Regions from separate parts of the Homo sapiens genome. Here region 2 is linked to region 1. A link is a contact called in ENCODE POLR2A ChIA-PET data. All regions are on one chromosome and are shown on one strand. The core of a region is the stretch at or near the end of the contact, and the rest is flanking DNA. Distances in the headings are between cores, read along the strand shown. Region 1 holds the start of PRELID3A (PRELI domain containing 3A). Region 2 overlaps ABHD3 (abhydrolase domain containing 3, phospholipase).

Region 1 (4,880 bases), core at 2,144-4,643:
GCTAATTTTTTTTTTTTTTTATTTTTTAGTAGAGACAGGGTTTCATTGTGTTAGCCAGGATGGTCTCAATCTCCTGACCTTGTGAAACGCCCGCATTTTTAAATGCCCCTTTCTATATTTTGGCCATATACTTTTAATTTTATTTAAACTACTTTCACCCCTGTCTAGGTAACACACACGTTAATTCAGTGGCCTTTCCCCGGGCTCTCTGTTTTTGTCTGAGTGTTTACACTGCTGTCTGCTATGATGATCTCAGGGGCGGAGTTTCTTCTCAATGTGGACACAGGAAGAAAACTTGATAAGATCAAACTGTTTGTGCCTAATTATTTCTTCATTTCAAAAGTACTGTAATCCCAGCACTTCAGGAGGCCGAGGTGGGTGGATCACTTGAGGTCAGGAGTTTGAGACCAGCCTGGCCAACATGGTGAAACTCTGTCTCTACTAAAAATACAAAAAAATTCACCAGGCGTGGTGGCACACGCCTGTGGTCCCAGCTACTCGGGAGGCTGAAGCACAAGAATTGCTTGAACCGGAGAGGCAGAGGTTGTGGTGAGCCAAGATCGTGCCACTGCACTCCAGCCTGGGTGATAGAGCAAGATTCTGCCTCAAAAAAAAGGAAAAAAAAAAGTAAATGTATTATTTCCAATCAAATGTTCACCTAACAGTACAACAAACTTTTTTTAAGTATAGAAAGAAAAAGAAAGGTCTATAATCCTCAAAGGAAAAAAATCAGGGGTTTCAATGGACGAAACAAGGGGAAAACTACACAGTAAGTCCAGCCAGGAAGCCAGACTTCCAATTTGTACTGTCATTTGGATGCTATGACACCTCATGGTACCACCTCATGGTACCACATCATTCATAACCCGTCCAGCCACAGGCCAATGACAGCATCCTCGGCCAGCCACATTCCACATTTGTCAGGCTTCATTACGGCCCTTTGCTTTCAAGTTCAAAAGTCTATGGCAGAGAATCAGCACCTAGTCCACAGCAGCTCCAGGGATGACCGGGATTCCTTTGGTGGATAGCTGCCCCTGTCCTGGAAGGACATCTGATCTCCATGTAAGATTCCTCACCCCTTCCGAGCACCTGCTAGGCGCCGGGCCCCGGCGGGGTGCCAGGAATACAAAATGAATGATGGGAGAAATGAAATACTGACACTCTACCACATGGTGAGCCTCAAGAAAATCATGCTAAGTGAAAGCAGACAGACACAAAACACCCCATATTGCAGGATGACATTTACATGCAATGTCCCAACAAGGCAAATTCATAGAAACAGAAAAGATTCCTGGTTGCCTGGGGCAGGGGTGAAAATGGGGTAAAATGTGAAGCTAATGAGCATGGGGCACCTCTGCAGGAGGACAGAAGTGTTCTAAGACTGGACTGTGTGTGTGATGGTCATACTTAGCAAAACTTAATGAATTATACACTTAAAATGTGTATAATTTTATGGTATGTAAAGTATCCTTCGGTAAAGCTTAAAAAAAATAAATGGGAGTTAGCAGCTGCAACAATTTTCAAAAGCATCAACTGTGATTTTTCACAGCTAGCTATTCATTTGTGCTTGTCCACAGACATTTCACAAACCTCTAGGGCAGACCTCGGCCATTCCATGAGAAAACTGAGCCCCAACCACCTGGCACTCCTGGTATGCAATGACTTAACTGTCCACAGCATCCAGACGGCTCAGTGATGCCCCCATCCTTGTTGCTGATGGAAACCCACTTGAGAAACACTGCAAGCCATACAAAAAATTAGATCCCATCAAGTCTAAAGACTTCATGAAAAATAATTTCAGAGGTTTTGAAACCACTTGATATATTTTTATTATAATTTTACATGTTTAAAGTCAGGCCAGTCACGGTGGCTCACACCTATAATCCCAGCACTTTGGGAGGCCGAGGCGGGTGGATCACCTGAGGTCAGGAGCTCGAGACCAGCCTGGCCAACATGGCGAAACCCTGTTTCTACTAAAAATACAAAAATTAGCCGGGCGTGATGGCCCACACCTGTAGTCCCAGCTACTCAGGAGGCTGAGGCACGAGAATCACTTGAACCCAGGAGGGGGAGGTTACAGTGAGCCAAGATCGCGCCATTGCACTCCAACCTGGGTGACCCAGCGAGCCTATGTCTCAAAAAAAAAAAAAAAAAAAAAAAAACCCAGCCTGGGTGACAGAATGAGACTCTGTCTCGAAAAAAATAAATAAAAAGAGTCAAAGGATGACAATTTCCTTCCACGCAGTACTTTTTTTCCCCCCAAAATAAAATATTTAATGCTTAAGTGAGGTCAGATAATTAAAAAATCTTTGTTGCTGTAAATAAACATTAAAGAATAATTTCAGTGTGTCACAGATCACTGACTTAAGGAAAAGATACCACTTAGGTTAGGAGGGCACTTTTTTCTTCTTTTTATTTGCACAATTCTATGGAGTATATGTGCAATTTCGTTACATGCATAAATTTCGTAGTGGTCAAGTCAGGACTTCTAGGGTATGCATTACCCGGGAAGGTGTCTTGCACCCATTAAGCAATTCTCATTATCCTCCCTGCACCCACCCCCTCACCCTTCAGAGTCTCCATCATCTGACGTTCCACTCTCCACATCCATGTGAACACATTCTTAAGCACCCACTTAGGAGTGGGAACATGCGATACTTGTCTTTCTGGGCCTGGCTTCACTTAAGATAATGACCTCCACTTCCATCCGTGTGCCGGGGGAGCATTTTTAAACAGTTCGAGGTTTTCCACGCTAGCTTGGAGGCCTTCCATGCCTACAAGTGAGTTCAGAGCCAGGGCCCCCGAAATGCCTTCTGCCCCTTTAGCTTCCTCCAGAGCTCACAGCCCGCCGTGGGCCCTCCGTGAAACGCGCGGAAGGTTTATGACAATCTCAGCAAAGGCGCCAGCTTGCAGGCCTCTCCCCTGCCCTGCTCCCGACCCCAAGGAGAGCAGCGAGCGCCAGGCCCCCGGCCGCCCCCCCGGCTCCGGCCGCCCCCGCCCCGGCCGCCCCCGCTCCGGCTGCCCCCGCCCTGGCTGTCGACCACCAGCGGGGCCTCTGTGCCTGCAGCCAGGCCCCTGCGCACGCCGGGGGAGAGGCCGTACCCGGCGCAGAGCCTCGCCCAGACCGCGGTCCCGGGGAAGCGCGCGTGCCCTCTCCGGGACGCCGAAGTTGCGGTCTGGGAACGGCCGGCGCGGGGCGGGGATCTCCGCGAGGCCCGCTGTGAGGTCCGGCCTTTCCTGGACCGCTCCAGCCGGGCTCGGGAGCAGGAGCCGGCGTCTGGACGGCCCCACCGCGGCCCTCAGCCCGGCCTCACCCAAACACGTGCTCCGAGCTCCAGATCTTCATTGCCGCCGGCGCAGGGCGCGGGCTCTGCGATCCGGGCCGGGTGCTTCGGGCCGCGCGGCTCCGGGCGCGGCGTGGGCGGGGCCTCGATGGGCGGGGCGCCCTTGGATGCCGCCCACCCCGTCTGGTGGCTAGGCTGGCTGCAGCGGCTAAAAATAGCTCTGCGGGCGCGGCTGTGGCGCAGCCCCAGACCTGCGCTGCTACCCTGGGGTGCGCGATGCGCGCTTGCTGCAGATGCCGCGGGCGTAGGAGGCGACGCTCGTCCTTACTCCCACTGTCCAAATTCTCCCAAGGCCCTGTCCAGCTACGCCGGTTTGTACTGTCGGGGACGTGTGATGAAAAACAAACCTGCCAACCCTCAAAACTCCACTGCAGTTTGGGTCTTGAACAAACATTAAACCAGCATGTGAGGCCGGGCGCGGTGGCTCACGCCTGTAATCCCAGCACTTTGGGAGGCCGAGGCGGGCGGATCACGAGGTCAGGAGATCAAGACCATCCTGGCTAACACGGTGAAACCCCGTCTCTACTAAAAATACAAAAAATTAGCCGGGCGTGGTGGCGGGCGCCTGTAGTACCAGCTGCTCGGGAGGCTGAGGCAGGAGAATGGCGTGAACCCGGGAGGCGGAGCTTGCAGTGAGCCGAGATCCCGCCACTGCACTCCAGCCTGGGCAACAGAGCGAGACTCCGTCTCAAACAAAACAAAACAAAACAAAACAAAACAAAACAAAACCAGCATGTGATGTGCATCACAAGCAATCCGCCAAATAGGCTGCAAAGACAGAAATCTCAGCCTGTATCAAACAGCCGGGAGGATGCAACCTACCCCACGCATGCTCCCGAGGTAAACGAGACAGCCCTCCGGGGAGGGGACTCCACTACACCATTTGTCGCAGAGTTCATCCTAAATTCGCCTGATGATGGAGTGGCCATTGGTAAATGCAGTGGCCATTTGCGTTTGCTAATTGCCTTTATCCAAAGGAAAAATGAATTTTCATACCTTTATGACAGGAGGTAGGTTTACAATTTGAAGCCAGGTGCTCTCTGGTAGCTGGGCTCCTACCCTCCCACAAAACTGGGAGACGGGGATGACATTTCAAAGAGATGACTCCCAAGTCCTTGAGAAAATACATTCTTGAGTTATAAAACTGGGGGGAAATCTTATTTAGCTTTAAAAAAATGTACGTGTATCTCAAAAAGAATTTGTGATTACAACTTGGCAAATCCTCTAAGGAAAAAGAGTCTCCCTTTCGCATAAACTACTTTTTAGCTTTGCAAAGTACCCTGCACTGCCACAAACGAAGTTGAAGTGCACGGAAGTGAGATGCTTGTTCTAAGAAGAGGGTACTCTTCTCCAGGATGAGATAGGGCGAGAGGGCAGGGCCCTTGTCTGAGTCGGCTGAGTCTCAGCCTAGAGCAGCGCCTGGCGCCCCTGGGGCGTCCGTGGGCGTGGGGAGCGCATTTGTGCAGTGAGGCAGGGAAGTGGAAGAGCACACAGCATGACCCGAAAGACCTGGGCTACAGTCCTGGCTCCACCGTC
Region 2 (4,880 bases), core at 1,649-4,148, 9.3 Mb before region 1:
AACTAAAATTATAGATCCTATGTAAAGTTATAGGATCTTGGGTTCCCTATTTTTAGTTATAGGATCATGCAGACTTCTGTGTTCCTAACCCAGTAAGAAAAGCATCCTAGCCACTTTGGAAAATAGTCTGGCAGTTCCTCCAAAAGTTAAAATAGAGTTACCATATGACCCAGAAATTCCTGAAATGAAAATATATGTTCTCACAATAACTTATACATGAGCCAGGCACAGTAGCTCATACCTGTAATCCCAGCACTTTGGGAGGCAGAGGCAGGAGGATCACTTGAGTCCAGGAGTTCAGGACCAGTCTAGGCAACATAGTAAGATCTTGTCTCTACAAAAACAAAAAATAGCCAAGTGTGGTGGCATGTGCCTGTTATACCAGCTACTTGGGAGGCTGAGTACAGGAGGATTGCTTGAGCCCCAGGAGTTTGAGGCTGCAGTGAGCTGTGTTTGTGCCATTGCACTCCAGCTTGGGCAACAGAGACCCTGTCTCTAAAAAATAAAAATAGGTTGGGCACGGTGGCTCATACCTGTAATCCCAGCACTTTGGGAGGCTGAGGCGGGTGAATCACATGCTGGCTAACATGGTGAAACCCTGTCTCTACTAAAATACAAAAAAATTAGCCAGGCGTGGTGGTGCGTGCCTGTAGTCCCAGCTACTCAGGAGGCTGAGGCAGGGGAATCGCTTGAACCCGGGAGGTGGAGGTTGCAGTGAGCCGAGATCACGCCACTGCACTCCAGCCTGGCGACAGAGCAAGACTCCGTCTCAAAAATAAATAAATAAATAAATAAATAACCAAAAACAAAAAAGTAAAAAAACCTGTACATAAATATTTACAGCAACATTATTCATAATAGCCAAAAGGTAGAAACAACCCAGATATTCATCAACAGATGAATGGATAAGCAAAATGTGATAGCTCCATATCCTGGAATACTATTCCACATTAAAAAGGAATGAAGTCGGCTGGGCATAGTGGCTCACGCCTGTAATTCCAGCACTTTGGGAGTGCCCAGGCGGGCGGGTCACGAGATCAGGAGATCGAGACCATCCTGGCTAACACGGTGAAACCCTATCTCTACTAAAAATACAAAAAAAAAAAAAAAAATTTGCCAGGCGTGGTGGCAGGCACCTGTAGTCCCAGCTACTTGGGAGGTTGAGGCAGGAGAATGGCGTGAACCCAGGAGGCGGAGCTTGCAGTGAGCCAAGATTGTGCCACTGCACGCCAGCCTGGGCAACAGAGCGAGACTCTGTCTCAAAAAAAAAAGGGAATGAAGTCTTGAATGCATGGGCACTTTGAAAGCATTATGCTAAGTGAAGAAGCTCATCTCAACAGGCCACACATTGTATGAGTCCATTTATATGAAATATTCAAAATAGGCAAATCTATAGACACAGAAAGTAGATTAATGGTCACCTAAGGCTTGAGGTGGACGATGATTGCTAATGGAGGTTTCTTTTTGGTGTGATAAAAATATTCTTAAATTATGATGGCACAACACTGAATATATTAAAAACCATTGACTTCTACATGAATTATGGTATGCAAATTACATCTCATAAAGCTTTAAAAAGAAAATCCTCCTTTAGGTGCTTTCTAGTTCAAGTTAGGGCTGGCTCAGCAGGTAAGGGAGGGCCAAGAAAGTCAAGCAGAAGCTGGAAAATAATTTAAAGCAGCACTGCCCAAAATGTATCCTGTGGACCAACTCTTTTCCTCAGGGTACCTGACTCTAGTCCCAGACAAGATAAGGAGCTGAGATAGAATGTCAGCCAACTTAAGGCCGGATGCGGTGGCTTATGCGGGTAATCCCAGCACTTTGGGAGGCCAAGGCGGGTGGATCACTTGAGGCCAGGAGTTCGAGACCAGCCTGGCCAACACGGTGAAACCCTGTCTCTACTGAAAATACAAAAATTAGCTGGGTGTGGTGGCGCATGCCTGTAATCCCAGTTACTTGGGAGGCTGAGACAGGAGAATCACTTGAACCCAGGAGGCAGAGGTTGCAGTGAGCCAAGATCACACCACTGTGTGTAGCCTGGGCTACAGAGCAAGACTCTGCCTTAAAAAAAAGTTAGTTTTAAAAATGGACAAAAATTTTATGTATTTATTGTATACAACATGATGTTTTGAAATATGTATACATTGTGAAATGGCTAAATCAAGCTAATCAACATATACATTACCTGAGAACATTTAAATGAGTAAATGATTTACCTAAGTTTGGTGGATGAGTTCAGAGCTGGTTTTGACTCCCAGGTCAGCACTTTCTACACATCATGATGGCTATAAAATATTGTTGTAGACCCAATGTTTGTGTTCCCTGCCCCAGCATTCATATGTTGAAGCCTTAACCCATCAAGGTGATGGTATTAGGAGGCACGGCCTTTGGAGGTAGTTAGGCTTAGGCGAGATCATGAAGGCAGGGTCCCTATGATGGAATTAGTGCCTGTAGAAGAAGAGGAAGAGACATCAGAGCTTTCTCCCTCCACCATGGGAAGACTTTCAAGTATATAATACATTGCCATTAATGATAGTCACCATGATGTACAATAGATCCCTTGAACTTATGCCTCCTGTGTAACTGAAATTTGGCTGAAGTGATCTGCCCACCTTGGCCTCCCAAAGTGCTGGGATTACAGGCATGAGCTACCAGGTCCACGGCCTGTAAATTATTTTTTTTTAAATAATGGTTAATATACTTTAAAAGCACATAAACCAATTTCAGTTCTGTACACTTTTTAGATAAGCTGACTTTTTTTCCCTCATCGCAATATTTCCTTAATGAGAGAAGCAGCTTGCTGATTTACATTCTGATGCCAGCAGCTTATCCTGAACTGGCATTTTGAATGGCTCTACTTCAGAGGTCCACAAATCCTCAAAGACAAAACAAAACAAAACCACCTCAGGCTGGGTGCGGTGACTCATACCTGTAACGCCAGCACTTTGGGAGGCCAAGGTGGGTGGATCACGAGGTCAGGAGATCAAGACCATTCTGGCTAACACAGTGAAACCCTGTCTCTACTAAAAACACAAAAATTAGCTGGGCGTGGCAACAGGCGCCTGTAGTCCCAGCTGCTCGGGGGGCTGAGGCAGGAGAATCGCTTGAACCCAGGAGGCAGAGGTTGCAGTGAGCCGAGATCATGCCACTGCACTCCAGCCTGGGCAACAGAGCGAGACTCAGTCTCAAAAAAAAAAAAAAAAAAAAAAAACCCACCTCATTCCACAGATGAGGACACCTCTGGAGAAGTGGGGTGACAATCAGAAGTCATAAAGCTGATGAGTGGTCTCACGGCAGGAACTCAGGCTGTGCAGCCTGGTGTCTTGACCTTTCAGTACTGGCTTCCAGTCAAGTCAGCCTGAAAATCTGGGGATAGATGGAAGGAGGGTTTTCAGAGAGAGGATCGTCCCTCCAACCTCAGATTCTTTGGGGTTAAGGACTCAGGTTTAGAGAAATCTGTTTTTGTTTTCTACTAGCTTTTCCATGGAAGCTAGTAGTGTAGGAGGGACTTAGAGTTCTTCCCCCACCCCATCCCTCCAGTTCCTCCACCCCACCCCACTGTGGGCCATTTTCTGAAGAAGGCATTTAGAAAGGATTAAAGGACCTCCCTGATAGCCAGAGGGAGGAGGGGTATAGAGGTCAGGGCCAGCCAAGGCACAATTCAGTTTCAAACTTCTACCTTCAGGCAGTGCCTTTCTCACATGCAGTACCTCCCTACTGGACATATTGTTGCACCCAAGTCGGCCCTTTCCTAAATGCTTCAAAAATAACCTGTTCCTGCTCCCCTTACCTTCCTCTATATAACAACCCAGGAAGGCTGGTCTCAGCCAGGTGTAGGTGTGAACACATTTAATCCTTGAGAATTTTCTCCCAACATTGATAGGTGCAGTCCAATAATAACAAAAATTTTAAACGTAGAAGATTGTGACCAGGTGTGGTGGCTCACACCTGTAATCCCAGCACTTTGGGAGGCCAAGCCAGGAGGATCACTTGAGCCCAGGAGTTGGAGACAGGCCTGGGCAACATAATGAGACCTTGTCTCTACAAAAAATTTAAAAATTAGCTGGATATGGGCATGGTGGCACGTGCCTGTAGTCCCAGCTACTCAGGAGGTTGAGGCAGGAGGATCGCTTGAGCCCAGGAGGTTGAGGCTGCAGCGAGCCATGATCATGCCACTGCACTGCAGCCTGGGCAACAGAGCAAGAACCTAGCTCAAAAAAAAAAAAAAAAGTTCAAAATAAAAGAAAGAATGTTTTGTTGAATAATGGAAGAGTTTTAGAAATAATAATTTAATAGCTAGGTATCATGCTTAATATGTGTCAGGTGATCCTGTAAGGTATGAGATGTTTGGGAGTACTTCCCCATACACTTCAAGGAATCCAAGAGTTCAGACCCATATAGAACTGGATTTCCCTTCTCCCAAGTCACTCAAGAAAGGTTTTACCATTCTTACCACTGCAGCATCCTCCTTGGCTTAGCTCTCACCCTACTTATTCTCTTGTTGCAGAGGTTCTCAACTCTGGCCACCCATTAGAGTCCCCTGGGAAGCATTGAAAAATACTGATCCCTGGCCAGGTGTGATGGCTCACACTTATAATCCCAGCACTTGAGAGGCCGAGGCGGGTGGATTGCATGAGGCCAGGAGTTTGAGACCAGCTTGGCCAACATGGTGAAACCCCTTCTCTACTAAAACTACAAAAATTAGCCAGGCATGGTGGCAGGTGCCTCTAATCCCAGCTACTCAGGAGGCTGAAGAAGGAGAATTGCTTGAACCCAGGAGGCGGAGGTTGCAGTGAGCCGAGACTGCCACTGCACTCCAGCCTGGGTGACAGAGCAAGATGCTGTCTCAAAAAAACAAAAAACAAAACAAAACAAAAAAC

The links. ChIA-PET counts read pairs that join two places held with the same protein, here RNA polymerase II (POLR2A).
Region 2: POLR2A ChIA-PET joins it to region 1 with 10 read pairs in AG04449. The contact joins the enhancer-like site here to the promoter of PRELID3A in region 1. POLR2A ChIA-PET finds 5 or more read pairs at or near these places in 2 of 52 experiments (AG04449 and activated T-cell).

What each region holds. Positions count from the first base shown.
Region 1 is chr18:12,406,442-12,411,321 of GRCh38, reverse strand. It overlaps PRELID3A (PRELI domain containing 3A), which reads right to left and starts at 3,393. Exons shown (of 7, transcript NM_001142405.2): 1 at 3,315-3,393. The coding sequence starts at 3,346. RefSeq lists enhancers at 2,566-2,815, 2,673-3,332, 3,333-3,994 and a silencer at 3,016-3,595.
Region 2 is chr18:21,673,594-21,678,473 of GRCh38, reverse strand. All of the region lies in intron 4 of ABHD3 (abhydrolase domain containing 3, phospholipase), which reads left to right. Among named protein-coding and RNA genes, the nearest start is that of MIR320C1, 7.5 kb to the left of the region's middle. Within about 2 kb of position 2,898, at least 4 of the 41 ENCODE cell types and tissues checked have a DNase peak (open chromatin) inside an H3K27ac peak, as active enhancers do.